2 separate regions of the Homo sapiens genome follow, and region 2 is linked to region 1. Evidence: chromatin contacts called from ENCODE Hi-C data. All regions are on one chromosome and are shown on one strand. Each heading gives the region's core, a stretch centred on a gene start or an enhancer-like site at or near the end of the contact. The rest is flanking DNA. Distances are from core to core; before and after follow the strand shown. Region 1 overlaps LOC124902177 (a long non-coding RNA gene). Region 2 holds the start of APBA1 (amyloid beta precursor protein binding family A member 1).

Region 1 (6,355 bases), core at 1,751-4,250:
ATAGGTGGATCTTTCTCACGGAGCAAAGAGCAGGAGGACAGGGGATTGATCCCCCAAGGGAGGTCCCCCGATCGGAGTCACGGCACTAAATTTCACTCGCGTCCATGTGAAGAGACCACCAAACAGGCTTTGTGTGAGCAATAAAGCTGTTTATTTCACCTGGGTGCAGGCCGGCTGAGTCCGAAAAGAGTCAGCGAAAGGAGATGGGGTGGGGCCGTTTTATAGGATTTAGGTAGGTAAAGGAGAAAGGAAGGTTGTTCTCTGGCGGGCAGGAGTAGAGGTCACAAGGTGCTCAGTAGGGGAGCTTTTGAGCCAGGATGAGCCCAGAGAAGGAATTTCACAAGATAATGTCATCAGTTAAGGCAGGAAGAGGCCATTTTCACTTCTTTTGTGGTGGAATGTCATCAGGAATCAGCCATCTGGATGTATACGTGCAGGTCACAGGGGATATGCATTAGGAAAGATTTAGGATTTAAAATGGCAAGAAAAAAAATGGAAGTAGGCCTAATATCCAGCAAGAAGAATAAATTATTTTGCATTAACATTTTAAAAAGTTGTATATAAGCAAAAATTTGCCAGGAGTGGTGGCACGAGCCTGTAATCCCAGCAACTCGAGACGCTGTGGCATGAGAATTGCTTGAACCTGGGAGGTGGAGGTTGCAGTGAGCCAAGATTATGCCACTGCACTCCAGCCTGGGCGACAGAGTGAGACTCCTCTCAAGAAAAAAAAAATTGTATATAAGGTAGCATAATATATTGCTATTAAAAATGTTTTTAGGCCAGGTGTGGTGGCTCACGCCTGTAATCTCAGCACTTTGGGAGGCCAAGGTGGGCGGATCACTTGAGGTCAGGAGATTGAGACCAGCCTGGCCAACATTGTGAAACCCTGTCTCTACTAAAAATACAAAAATTATCCAGGTATGGTGGCAGGCACCTGGGAAATACACATGGTCCACACAGTTTAAATGGAAATATATTGAAGGGCCACAGTGATTCTCTCTGGATATTGAGATTATATGTAAAGATTGACATCTGGCTCTGACCATGTCTCATGATCTCCACTGTGTCCTCCTCAGAACAAGCCACCACCCTCTTTACCCGAAGATTGCTTTTTCCCTTTTTACAATGTTTCTAAATTTCTGTCAATGTTCATGTGAATATGCATTTGTCTTACAGTCAGAAAAATTGTTTCTAAATAAAGATTGAAAATTGATTTAAAACAAGGATCTGCCCAATATGATGGAGAAGGGGGGCCTGAAGAAGCCGATTTCGAGCAGAGGACAAACTACTTTGGAAGCAGGGGGCAGAACTTGCTCTCTGATTGGGTGTGGGAGAGAGGCAAGAGTCAAAGTTAAATTCAGCCTCACCTCTTCAGCCCTCCTCAGTGCAGCAGCCCGAGCGGTCCTGTTAAAACAAGTCAGATCACATCCTCCTCTGCTCACTGCCCCCCAGTAGCTCCCACCTTGCTTGGCATAAACACCAGTATTCTTAGAGTCACTTCACAGCATAAACTTTCCCACCCATCCTAGTGTTGTCTCTCAATTCAGGACCTCTTCCCCTCTCCCTCTCACCCTCCCTCCCTCTGCTCTCCTCACTTCCTGGAAGAGGCCTAGGAGTTCTTGCCTCAGGGCCTTTGCACCTGCCAGCCGCCTGTCTGTTTTCCCTGTCTGTTTTGCCCTCTCAACTCCTTCAAGTCTTGACTCCAGTGTACCCTTCTCAGTGAGGGCTTTTCTGGCTGCCCTCTCCAAATACATCCCTCTAGAACTCTTATCTTTTCCCTATTTTTTTCTCTTCGCACGCTCCACAACTTAATTTAACTATCTCTTTTACTTATTTAACTTGATTTTTTTGTCTCCCTCGCTGGAATATATATAAATAGCAGGAAAGCAGGGATTTTGTTCAGTGAGGTCTTCTCAGCTCCCGTCACAGAATTAACCGCAGTCAGATGTTTGCTGACTGAATGACCATAATCTAAGAACCTAAACATTCCATTTACCACAAAAAGACCATCAGATTTATTCATCGTTTAGTAAAAGACATTTATTTGATGGCTAGACTTCTTTCAATAGTAAACTCTCTTGGTAACATTTTCACATTATTTCTTGGTCACTTTCTTTGTTTTCGGGGACAGCATAATTTAGAGACTAGAAATTGCGGGGAGGTGGTGGTAACCGGGTCCGGTCTCCGGCCGACGGGAGGATGGGGGCCACTAGGGCCGTCAGATCTCGCCGCGAAGGCGCAGAGCTTGGGCTTGCTGGTTCCAGCGTGGTTCCCACCTCCTGGGGAGCGGGGGGCTGCGCTACTCAGGGCGCTCGCTGCTCCCGTGGCGGTTTATGGCCTGTGTGGCCTGGACGTCGCGATTATTGTCCAAGACTTTCTCCTAGCAGCAGTGGCAGTTCCGGTTCTGCTGGCGAAGGTGCGGGTCTAAGAGGCGTAGACCGTTTTCCCCTGGGGGCTTGTGGGGATCCAGCGCCCACCAGAGAGGCGGCTGCAGGCTAACTCCACGAGCCACTCGAGCCAGCTGTGCTCATGTCTCCCTTGGCCCTCCCCGCTTCTGGTGCAGAATGGAGCCTCCCGCGTCCCAGGCCGGGAAAAACGCGACCCCCATCAGATTGGCTGGGACCCCCAGGATCCCGGCTATTGGGAGACGCTGCGCTGGAGGGAACGTTTTGGAACGCGGGGTGGGGTCGGTGGGCGCTTCCCTCCTGCCTCTGGGCTCCAGCCTGATGTCTCCTCCCTGCCTAACTAATTTCGAATGGAAATAACCTGAGGAGTAAAGCAGCAGAAGCGGTCGTTTTATTCCATGCCCACCCTCGCCTACTATAGATCAGCCGAGAGAACACGGGGGACGGCTTTCTCTATTACTAAAGGGAACTGAGGATGGAGGGGGAAGGGGACTGGGCAGTCCTTGGGGAGGGAATCTAGACCATGCCAGGCCCCAGACTCCTTTCCCGGCAGGGCCTATGTCCTGGGGTTTATTGAAATCGTTGCTGTATTCCCCCGCGGCCCACCAGGTGGCTGTAGCGGGTCACACATTGGGCTGGAGAAGGCCAGGAGAGCCAGGGCCGGAGAAACGCCTCGTCCACTTCCAAGCAGGGCGAGTCCCAGTAGCCTATGGGGACTCCAGCCTAGGACGTGGGCCACCGAGGCTCCTAGAATCATCGTGGCTAACAGCCATGGAACGATCGCCACGGTCCTTGCATCCGCAGCTCCCAGCACCGTGGCTGGCACCAAGCAGTGCTCCGAAGCTTCTTTCTGGGAAGGAAGGCTGAAGGGTGAGAACGCAAGCGAGCAATGAACAGCAGTTTCCAGCTGCCATCACCCAGAGCTCTTCTTTAGTCAAGAGTGAAATAGAATAAAATGGAACTGAAAATGGACTTGGTCCCTTGGGCCCCATGTCTAACTCTAGCCTACCTTTCCTGTCAAACTGGGTTGGCTGTGCTCCCCACGGCCAAATCATCCCTCTCCCTGGCCCCTGCTCCCCGGAGGCTGCCCACCTGGCTCCCGCAGCTCCATCCACCTTCCCCAAGCTCCCTGCAGGTTCTGTTCATCTTCTCCCTGAGATGTCATTTGTGCTGAGCAGTCTGCCTGATATTTCAGCTACCTGGGTACCTGTGGGTCTCACCCCTGATCACAGGCTCCTCAGGGAAGAGGGGATGGGAAAGTACAAGACAGAATGAAGTTTGTGTCATCACTCTGGGATTTTGGGCAAATTACCTAGCACATGTGAGGTCAGTTTCTTCATCAGTAAAATGGGGATAATACCTGCTCTGTGATATTGCTGTGCAGTTAAGTGCTAGAGCCTATGCAGCTCATTTGCCTGGCATCTTATAGGTGCTCAAAGAATGTTAGTTCTTATCATAACTGTTAGTGAGCTTGGTTGGAATGGTGAGTGGTTTTTTTTTAATCACTTTTTTTTTTAAAATTTTATTATTTCTATACTTTAAGTGTTAGGGTACATGTATACAACGTGCAGGTTTGTTACATATGTATACATGTGCCATCTTGGTGTGCTGCACCCATTAACTCGTCATTTACATTAGGTATATCTCCTAATGCTATCCCTCCCCCATCCCCCCACCCCACAACAGTCCCCAGTGTGTGATGTTCCCCTTCCTGTGTCCATGTGTTCTCATTGTTCAATTCCCACCTATGAGTGAGAACATGCGGTGTTTAGTTTTTTTGTCCTTGCCATAGTTTGCTGAGAATGATGGTTTCCAGCTTCATCCATGTCTCTACAAAGGACATGAACTCATCCTTTTTTATGGCTGCATAGTATTCCATGGTGTATATGTGCCACATTTTCTTAATCCAGTCTATCATTGTTGGACATTTGGGTTGGTTCCAAGTCTTTGCTATTGTGAATAGTGCCGCAATAAACATACGTGTGCATGTGTCTTTATAGCAGCATGATTTATAATCCTTTGGGTGTATACCCAGTAATGGGATGGCTGGGTCAAATGGTATTTCTAGTTCTAGATCCCTGAGGAATCGCCACACTGACTTCCACAATGGTTGAACTAGTTTACAGTCCCACCAACAGTGTAAAAGCATTCCTATTTCTCCACATCCTCTCCAGCACCTGTTGTTTCCTGACTTTTTAGTGATCGCCATTCTAACTGGTGTGAGATGGTATCTCATTGTGGTTTTGATTTGCATTTCTCTGATGGCCAGTGATGATGAGCATTTTTTCATGTGTTTTTTTGGCTGCATAAATGTCTTCTTTTGAGAAGTGTCTGTTCATATCCTTTGTCCACTTTCTGATGGGGTTGTTTGTTTTTTTCTTGTAAATTTGTTTGAGTTCACTGTAGATTCTGGATATTAGCCCTTTGTCAGATGAGTAGGTTGCAAAAATTTTCTCCCTTTCTGTAGGTTGCCAAAATTTTCTCCCTTTCTGTAGGTTGCCTTTTCACTCTGATGGTAGTTTCTTTTGCTGTGCAGAAGCTCTTTAGTTTAATTAGATCCCATTTATCAATTTTGGCTTTTGTTGCCATTGCTTTTGGTGTTTTAGACATGAAGTCCTGGCCCATGCCTATGTCCTGAATGGTATTGCCTAGGTTTTCTTCTAGGGTTTTTATGGTTTTAGGTCTAACATGTAAGTCTTTAATCCATCTTGAATTAATTTTTGTATAAGGTGTAAGGAAGGGATCCAGTTTCAGCTTTCTACATGTGGCTAGCCAGTTTTCCCAGCACCATTTATTAAATAGGGAATCCTTTCCCCATTGCTTGTTTTTCTCAGGTTTGTCAAAGATCAGACAGTTGTAGATATGTGGCATTATTTCTGAGGGCTCTGTTCTGTTCCATTGGTCTATATCTCTGTTTTGGTACCAGTACCATGCTGTTTTGGTTACTGTAGCCTTGTAGTATAGTTTGAAGTCAGGTAGCGTGATGACTCCAGCTTTGTTCTTTTGGCTTAGGATTGACTTGGCAATGCAGGCTCTTTTTTGGTTCCATATGAACTTTAAAGTAGTTTTTTCCAATTCTGTGAAGAAAGTCATTGGTAGCTTGATGGGGGATGGCATTGAATCTATAAATTACCTTGGGCAGTATGGCCATTTTCATGATATTGATTCTTCCTACCCATGAGCATGGAATGTTCTTCCATTTGTTTGTATCCTCTTTTATTTCATTGAGCAGTGGTTTGTAGTTCTCCTTGAAGAGGTCCTTCACATCCCTTGTAAGTTGGATTCCTAGGTATTGTATTCTCTTTGAAGCAATTGTGAATGGGAGTTCGCTCATGATTTGGCTCTCTATCTGTTATTGGTATATAAGAATGCTTGTGATTTTTGCACATTGATTTTGTATCCTGAGACTTTGCTGAAGTTGCTTATCAGCTTAAGGAGATTTTGGGCTGAGACAGTGGGGTTTTCTAGATATACAATCATGTCATCTGCAAACAGGGATAATTTGACTTCCTCTTTTCCTAATCGAATGCCCTTTATTTCCTTCTCCTGCCTGATTGCCCTGGCCAGAACTTCCAACACTATGTTGAATAGGAGTGGTGAGAGAGGGCATCCCTGTCTTGTGCCAGTTTTCAAAGGGAATGCTTCCAGTTTTTGTCCATTCAGTATGATATTGGCTGTGGGTTTGTCATAGATAGCTCTTATTATTTTGAGATACGTCCCATCAATACCTAATTTATTGAGAGATTTTTAGCATGAAGCGTTGTTGAATTTTGTCAAAGGCCTTTTCTGCATCTATTGAGATAATCATGTGGTTTTTGTCTTTGGTTCTGTTTATATGCTTGATTACATTTATTGATTTTCATATGTTGAACCAGCCTTGCATCCCAGGGATAAAGCCCACTTGATCATGGTGAATAAGCTTTTTGATGTGTTGCTGGATTCGGTTTGCC
Region 2 (6,495 bases), core at 35-2,534, 260 kb after region 1:
AACACAAAGACCATCCATCCTCTAGCCATAAGGTTTTCAGTGCTTAAATGTGGAAGGAGAAGGTCTAGCTAGCATTGAAAGTTGTGGGGACAGGAAGAGGAATCTGATCATTCAACATCCTTCTCCTTCTGGTCAGACAAGAGAAAAACAATAGAAACTGCACAGTCAGGGAGTACAAGACCCTTATGGAACAGGTGCTAAGGAGAGAAGTAGTATCACAGGATGGAAGGCCCCTTCAAAACCAGGTACATTAGCAAGCCCAGAATGTGTAACGGTTATCCTATTTCCCTGCCATGTGCCTCAAAGCAACATGCTCACTTCCACATCCCCATGTCATGAGGCCAGAGGAAGGGGAAGCGAGAATCCCTACACTGGGCCATCCACACGCAGGAGCAGAACAGACACTGTGCTCAGAGTTGCAGGGTCAAAATAACAAACACTGTCCCACAGTCTTAGCCGGTGACATCAAGTAAGGGCAGCGGCAGATCTCTGGATTTGGGGCGCAGTTTGGGGAACGTGGATGCAACCACACGCGTACACACACATATACAGGATTTTACAAACCGGCCCCTATCCCACTGCCTCCCTCCACACTTCACACACCAAGTGCATCCTGCCCACCTCACCGTTTCCATCATCACATTCTTTCTCCAGGAGAGTCAGCCGAGAGATGAGGGGGTCCTAGCGGGGATTCCTGGAAATGTCACCCCCCAACACCTCCGTCCGCCACCCCATCCCCTCTGCTGTACCTTTTACACACACACTCTCACACACTCACTCCTGCCATGACTGTCATCAGGCCCGCCTGCTGCGCCCGAAGCCCGGCATCTCAGCGGGCACCGGACCCCAGGCGTCTCGCTCGCAACGCCGCCTTCCCCCGCCTCGCTAGCTGATGGTTCCAGGCACTGCCTCCTGGATGTCGCCTGCTGCCTCCGCTCCTCCGCACTATTGTTCCAGGCAGCCCCTCTCGCGTCCGGGGGCGCCCTTTGGCGAGGACCCGGGCTCCGTCGGGGGCCGCATCAGCGCCGGGCACCCCTTCTCACCCACCCCTCCCTGGCTGTGGTACCTTGCCTGACAGCTGGGTCCGCGGGCCCGCGGGAGCAGGCGGCGCTAGTGACAGCGCTGGTGCCAAGCCTGGGAATAAAGCTCCGCTCCAGCCGCTGCTGCCTCCAGCGCCACCATCTTCTCCCGCCGCAGCTGCCGCCGCCGCCGCCGCCGCCGGGACCGCAGCCGCCCTCGCCCAGCTCCGGCTCCGCAGCCGCTGCTCGGACCCCTCCGGTCTCGCGGCCCCACCCCCTTTCCCCACCCTCCCTCCCGCCCTCCAGCTAGCTCGCTGGCCCCTCGTGACGCGCGCTGGGGCCGGGCGGGCCTGCGAGGGAGGGCGCGGGGGAGCGCGCGCGCGCACGCCGCCTGCTAGTAGCGCCCCTGCCTCCCTCGCCCACTCGCGTGCGCGCGCGGCCCGCGAGCCCGCGGCGGCGGCGGCGGCACCGCTGATGTCCTCCGTGGGCCGCCGGCTGCAGCGCCCCTGCCCCGGCGCCGGTGGGCGTGCGGCACACCCGCGCCTCTCGCCTTCCCTCGCGTCCGGGTTCCGAAGGGCCCGCCCTGCCTTTCGGAATGGGTTCCACAGCCCCATCCTCTGGCTCCCGGCCGGACGCAAGGAGGGGAAAATGCAGCTGCATCCCCGAGGGGACTGACGGGGGCCTCCACCCTCCTCGGTGGCAACCCAGGTGGTCCCCAGTTTCCTAGCCAGCAGCTGTGGCCAACCTCTGCGCGAAGCAACGGGCCACGCTGCAGGACCACGAAGCCAGGCAGCCGCGTCGACTCCTGCAGGGTGTTCTCTCCGGAGTGACTCCCGAGCTTTCCCGCTTCCCAGGCCCCTTAGATATCGCCTGCGCTTCAAATTCGGAGATTGACGGCGTCTCCGGAATGCGTCGCAGTCCTGCGAGTTCTCCGCCAGGGGGAGAGCCGCGCGGGCTTGGGCCTGAGCGAAGACAGCCGGGCTGCAGCCCTCCAGGGGAACTGCCGAGTCCCGCCGGGGACAGCGGAGAGCCTGCGGATTGTGAAGCCGAGGAAGGCTCGGCTTGGTTTTCCTACCCGCTCCTCAGTTCTGGTTGATCGGAACTTAAGTGTCTTTGAGCCTAGCACAGGCCATCCGCCCTAGATATGGCTCCTAACTCGAGAGGCCACCCTTTGCGGCAGGGACCAGGTGGCAAGTGCTGTGCATTAATGAAAAGCTGTGGGCTAGACAGGCCCCGGGAGGCCTGGGCTCTGGCGCCAGCCCCACCTGTAATTGGCAATGCAATAGCTAAATCATTCCCCCTCTTAGAAACACAGATTTTTCCATAATAATGTTATAATGCACAAAGCCTTGTAGTTTGCAAAGCCCTCTCCGCACATGTATTCTCCAGTAAAATGAAGATAAGCGCTGGTTATCCAGATCCCTTGGGAAATGGATCTTTTACCACACCGTGTTTCCATATTATTTTAAGCACGTCTCTAGAGAAGTCTGGGGGTGTAGCCTAAAGCATTCTGAAAGTCTTGTTTTAGCTTTAAAATTCATATGAATTTTGCATTGTACTTTGTAATTTTTTTTTGCTTTAATAAAACAATAGCTACCTTCTCAAAAAGATTTTAGTAAAATTTAAAATTATATACTAGGAAGATGTCTGCTTGTCCTGTGACATTACTCATATTTTTTCCGGTGAATACTTATTTGGCATATGTACGAGCCAGACATGGTCCTTTTCCACCAGAGCTCACAGTACGCTGAAGGAAATAGGTATTCAACTATCAGACTGGCCAGGCGCGGTGGCTCACGCCTGTAATCCCAGCACTTTGGGAGGCTGAGTCCAGCAGATCACTTTAGGCCAAAAGTTTGAGATCAGCCTGGTCAACATGGCGAAACCCTGTCTCTACTAAAAACACAAAAATTAGCCGGGCGTGTTGGTGCACGCCTGTAATCCTAGCTACTCGGGAAGCTGAGGCACGAGAATGCTTGAACCGGGAGGCGGAGGTTGCAGTGAGCCGAGATCGCGCTACTGCACTCCAGCCTTGGTGTCTCAAAAAACAAACAAACAAATAAAACAATCAGACTAAGTGCAACTGTGATAAATTCTCAACTGCAAAGGCGCTAAGGTGCACGGGAAAACCTAATGTGGACTCTGGGACTAGGTAAGGCTTTCTAAGGAAATGACATTTCAGATCCCCCAGGAGAGGCAGCATTGAGACACTTCCAGGTAAAGGGAAGGAAATGTGAAAAGGCCCAAGCAGGTGGGGCCGAAGTGAGATGAGACTGGAGAGGCAGGCAGACTTTGTGGACCGTTTTTAAATAATGATTTTGTCTTATGAGCCTGGAAAGTCAATGAAGGGTTGCCAAGAGTTGGGAGCAGGCAAGCAGGATCACATTTCCGTTCCTGAAAGATGGCTGAGGTGGTTTGTGAGGAACTGATTCGTGGAGGGTCAGGATCCAGGGCGGAGAGAGTCTGAGCTTATCCTACTTAGTGAGTGTTTAGGGTTTTCTGTTTTTGCACTAACTGCTCTTTTGATTGTTTTTAGTTCTTGCCTCTGCTCTCCTGTGTACGCATCTAGGAGGCTTTCAGAGTGCTTCTCTGTAATAGTTTCTGTTTTGTTACTTTTAATCCACTGCAGTTTTAGGAAGGAAATGAACCCTGTTAGAATTTCAGGTTAAATAAGAGAATATAGGTTCTGAGTGAGAGGCTCTTTTCTGTGCATACACTTATTGCCATTTGGTTTGCTATCTCAGAGATCTTTCTGCTTATTTTCTACTTTTTGTGTTGCCTTTCCAGTTAGACTAGGTTCTTAGATGCATGAATAAGGGTTACATTATTGCTTTAATAATATCCTGGAATCTTACCTCGCAGGATTTTTGTGTAAAGAAAGTTATGTGAAATTTCTCTGCAAAGTATTCAGTGCCATATAAAGAAAGGTAATAATTGTTAGTTATAATGGTAGCTTAGAGACCTCCAAAACTAATTACTTACCAAATGTTCATATGTGGAAATTTCCCTCCCTCCCCCACCCCCATGAAAAACACATATTCCTATTTCTTCTGGATAGCATGAATCATTGTCTTAAGTGCTCTTGTTACTCTGTGCCTTCGCTGGCAGGAAACTCAAAGCCAAATTTTCAGATCATTGTAGGAAATGAGTGGATCCATATGGCATGTAGATCCATGTCTTAATCCCTCCTTTGGTCTTGTTCTATTCTATTTATAGATTTCCTGTGCCTGCTTTATTGATGTTTTTCTTTTTAGTAGATCTCTTATAAGGCACTCCAATCCACCACTCCAATCCACCTTCTCCTGTTAACAGGGTCGAAACTGCTATTCAAGTGTTTCAGGAAGCAGTATATAAAATACTGGCAGCCAGGCATGGTGGCTCATGCCTGTAATCCCAGCACTTTGGGAGGCCAACGTGGGAGGATTGCTGGGGAGTTCAAGACCAGCTTGGGCAACATAGTAAGACCCCCGTCTCTCAAAAAAAAAAAAAAATTAGTGGGCATGGTGGCGAATTCCTGCAGTCCTAGCTACTTGGGAGGCTGAGATGGGAGGATTGCTTTAATCCAGGAGGTTGAGGCTGCAGTAAGCTATAATTGTGCCATAGCATTTCTGCCTGGGTGATAGAGCAAGACCATGTCACTAAAAATAAAACACTGGCAACCTGCCAACCATTGAAGCAGGTAACAATAGTATAGACACTGTGCCAAGTGACTTGGGTTTAAAGTAAAGCCTTAACCACCACTGCATGTGCACCTAAAGTCTCCGTGCATGCCAGTATAAAACCTCATATTATTGGCAAACTTAAGTATGTCTCCCAATGGCTCATAGATAATCTCCTTTAGTTTAATCTCTGAGGTCCCAAACTCCATCAGCCTACACTATACCAATACAGACGGTTCCTGTCTTATGATGGTTCGACTTAGAAGTTTTTGACCTTACTTTTGGGCTTATCAGGGTATTAATTTTTTTTTTTGTCAGTGCCTCACTCTGTTGCCCAGGCTGGAGTACAGTGGTGCAGTCTTGGGTCACTGCAACCTCTGCCTCCCGGGTTCAAGCGATTCTCCTGCCTCAGCCTCCCTAGTAGCTGGGACTATAGGCGCCCACCACCATGCCCGGCTAATTTTTGTATTTTTAGTAGAGACAGGGTTTCACCATTTTGGCCAGGCTGGTCTCAAACTCCTGACTTCAAGTGATCCACCCGCCCTGGCCTCCCAAAGTGCTGGGATTACAGGCGTGAGCCACTGTGCTTGGCCTTAAATGCATTTTTGACTTATGTAACCCCACCATAAGTCAAGGAGTATCTGTATATGTTACCGTCACAAGCACTGTTGGTCACTTGGTAAAAGGACAGAGATTCAAAAACTTTTATTCATTTAGGGTTATTTTTATCAACAAAGACTTGAAGATTCCATGATTCACTACATCCATTCAAACTCTGCAAGAGTGTGACCATATCTTCCAGCTTTTGATATGGTTCTGGATAGCTTAAATTAGACATCCTTCTTCTGACATAAGTTGATACTTTTCCTTGATTTCAAGTTCTTTAGTGATTACCCTCTTTCTGTATCAGTCCTTGAGTTTATGAGCTGAGGTTGTATGTAAGACAAGCATAGAACAACCTTCGGTAATCTGGTTTCTCTTGAGGATTTCAGTTCTGCTAATATTTAATAATCCAGCATAATTCCTAACATATTGTATAGCCTTTTTGGTCACAGGATTTAAAGTGTATGAAAGAAATACACAATTATGACATGTATGTATCATAAACTTCAATAAATTTGCTTGTATATACAGATGCTTATTTCACCAGCTTTTTCTCTGGGCATGAAATCTGTCCAGAGAAATAATGCCCTTCTTTTCTTTTTTATTCTGCAAACAAGGTCAGGCTCCTTCTCTTTTTCTCCCACTGTGCCCTTTAATGAGTCCAACCAGAATTTTGTACTATGTGTTTATCTGATACATTGGAAGACATTCTGGTGCCCCATATGGTAATTCTACCTCTGAAAATGAAGTTTTTGAGTAAATAATGTCATGGGAACATATTGACTTTTAAAAATGGTTGTAATCCCATTCTCTGAACCATACTCCATGGCCAGGGGCTTGGGTTACACTGACTAACTTAAACCAATCAGCTCCCAGTCCTGGAGCTGGGTCAATCCTCCCCAAACCACATGGCTGATTGAGGATAGAGCAAGATCTGGTGACTACAAAAAGGGTGAAATGGAAAGAGGGAAACAAAAACACCACCTTCCCTGTTCACCTCAGGCATATAATAGTGAAAAACTATAAACTTCAATGTAAATGTACCACAATAAGGAAATTGGTATATAGATCAGTATGACTGTACAGTGGAATACTATGCAGCCTTTAAAGATAACCATATGCACAGATTTTTTTTTTTTTTTTTTGAGACAGTGTCTTACTCTGTCACCCAGGCTGGAATGCAGTGGCCCTATCTTGGTTCACTGCAACCTCCG

Evidence for each region. A loop is a pair of places that touch in the nucleus more often than their neighbours do. Pooled maps may share reads with other maps.
Region 2: a loop to region 1 is called in a pooled map, with 4 times the contacts of the local background. The contact joins the promoter of APBA1 here to the enhancer-like site in region 1. A Hi-C loop is called at or near these places in 25 of 168 maps with a recorded cell type or tissue (A673, Calu3, GM12878 and 17 more), 17 of 37 single-sample maps with no recorded cell type and 37 of 50 pooled maps.

What each region holds. Positions count from the first base shown.
Region 1 is chr9:69,409,816-69,416,170 of GRCh38, forward strand. It overlaps LOC124902177 (a long non-coding RNA gene), which reads right to left. Exons shown (of 2, transcript XR_007061568.1): 2 at 2,019-3,268. Among named protein-coding and RNA genes, the nearest start is that of ENTREP1, 88 kb to the left of the region's middle. Within about 2 kb of position 3,001, at least 3 of the 41 ENCODE cell types and tissues checked have a DNase peak (open chromatin) inside an H3K27ac peak, as active enhancers do; they include heart right ventricle and psoas muscle, where a contact is called at or near this core.
Region 2 is chr9:69,671,087-69,677,581 of GRCh38, forward strand. It overlaps APBA1 (amyloid beta precursor protein binding family A member 1), which reads right to left and starts at 1,285. Exons shown (of 13, transcript NM_001163.4): 1 at 1,067-1,285. RefSeq lists silencers at 1,053-1,132, 1,313-1,362.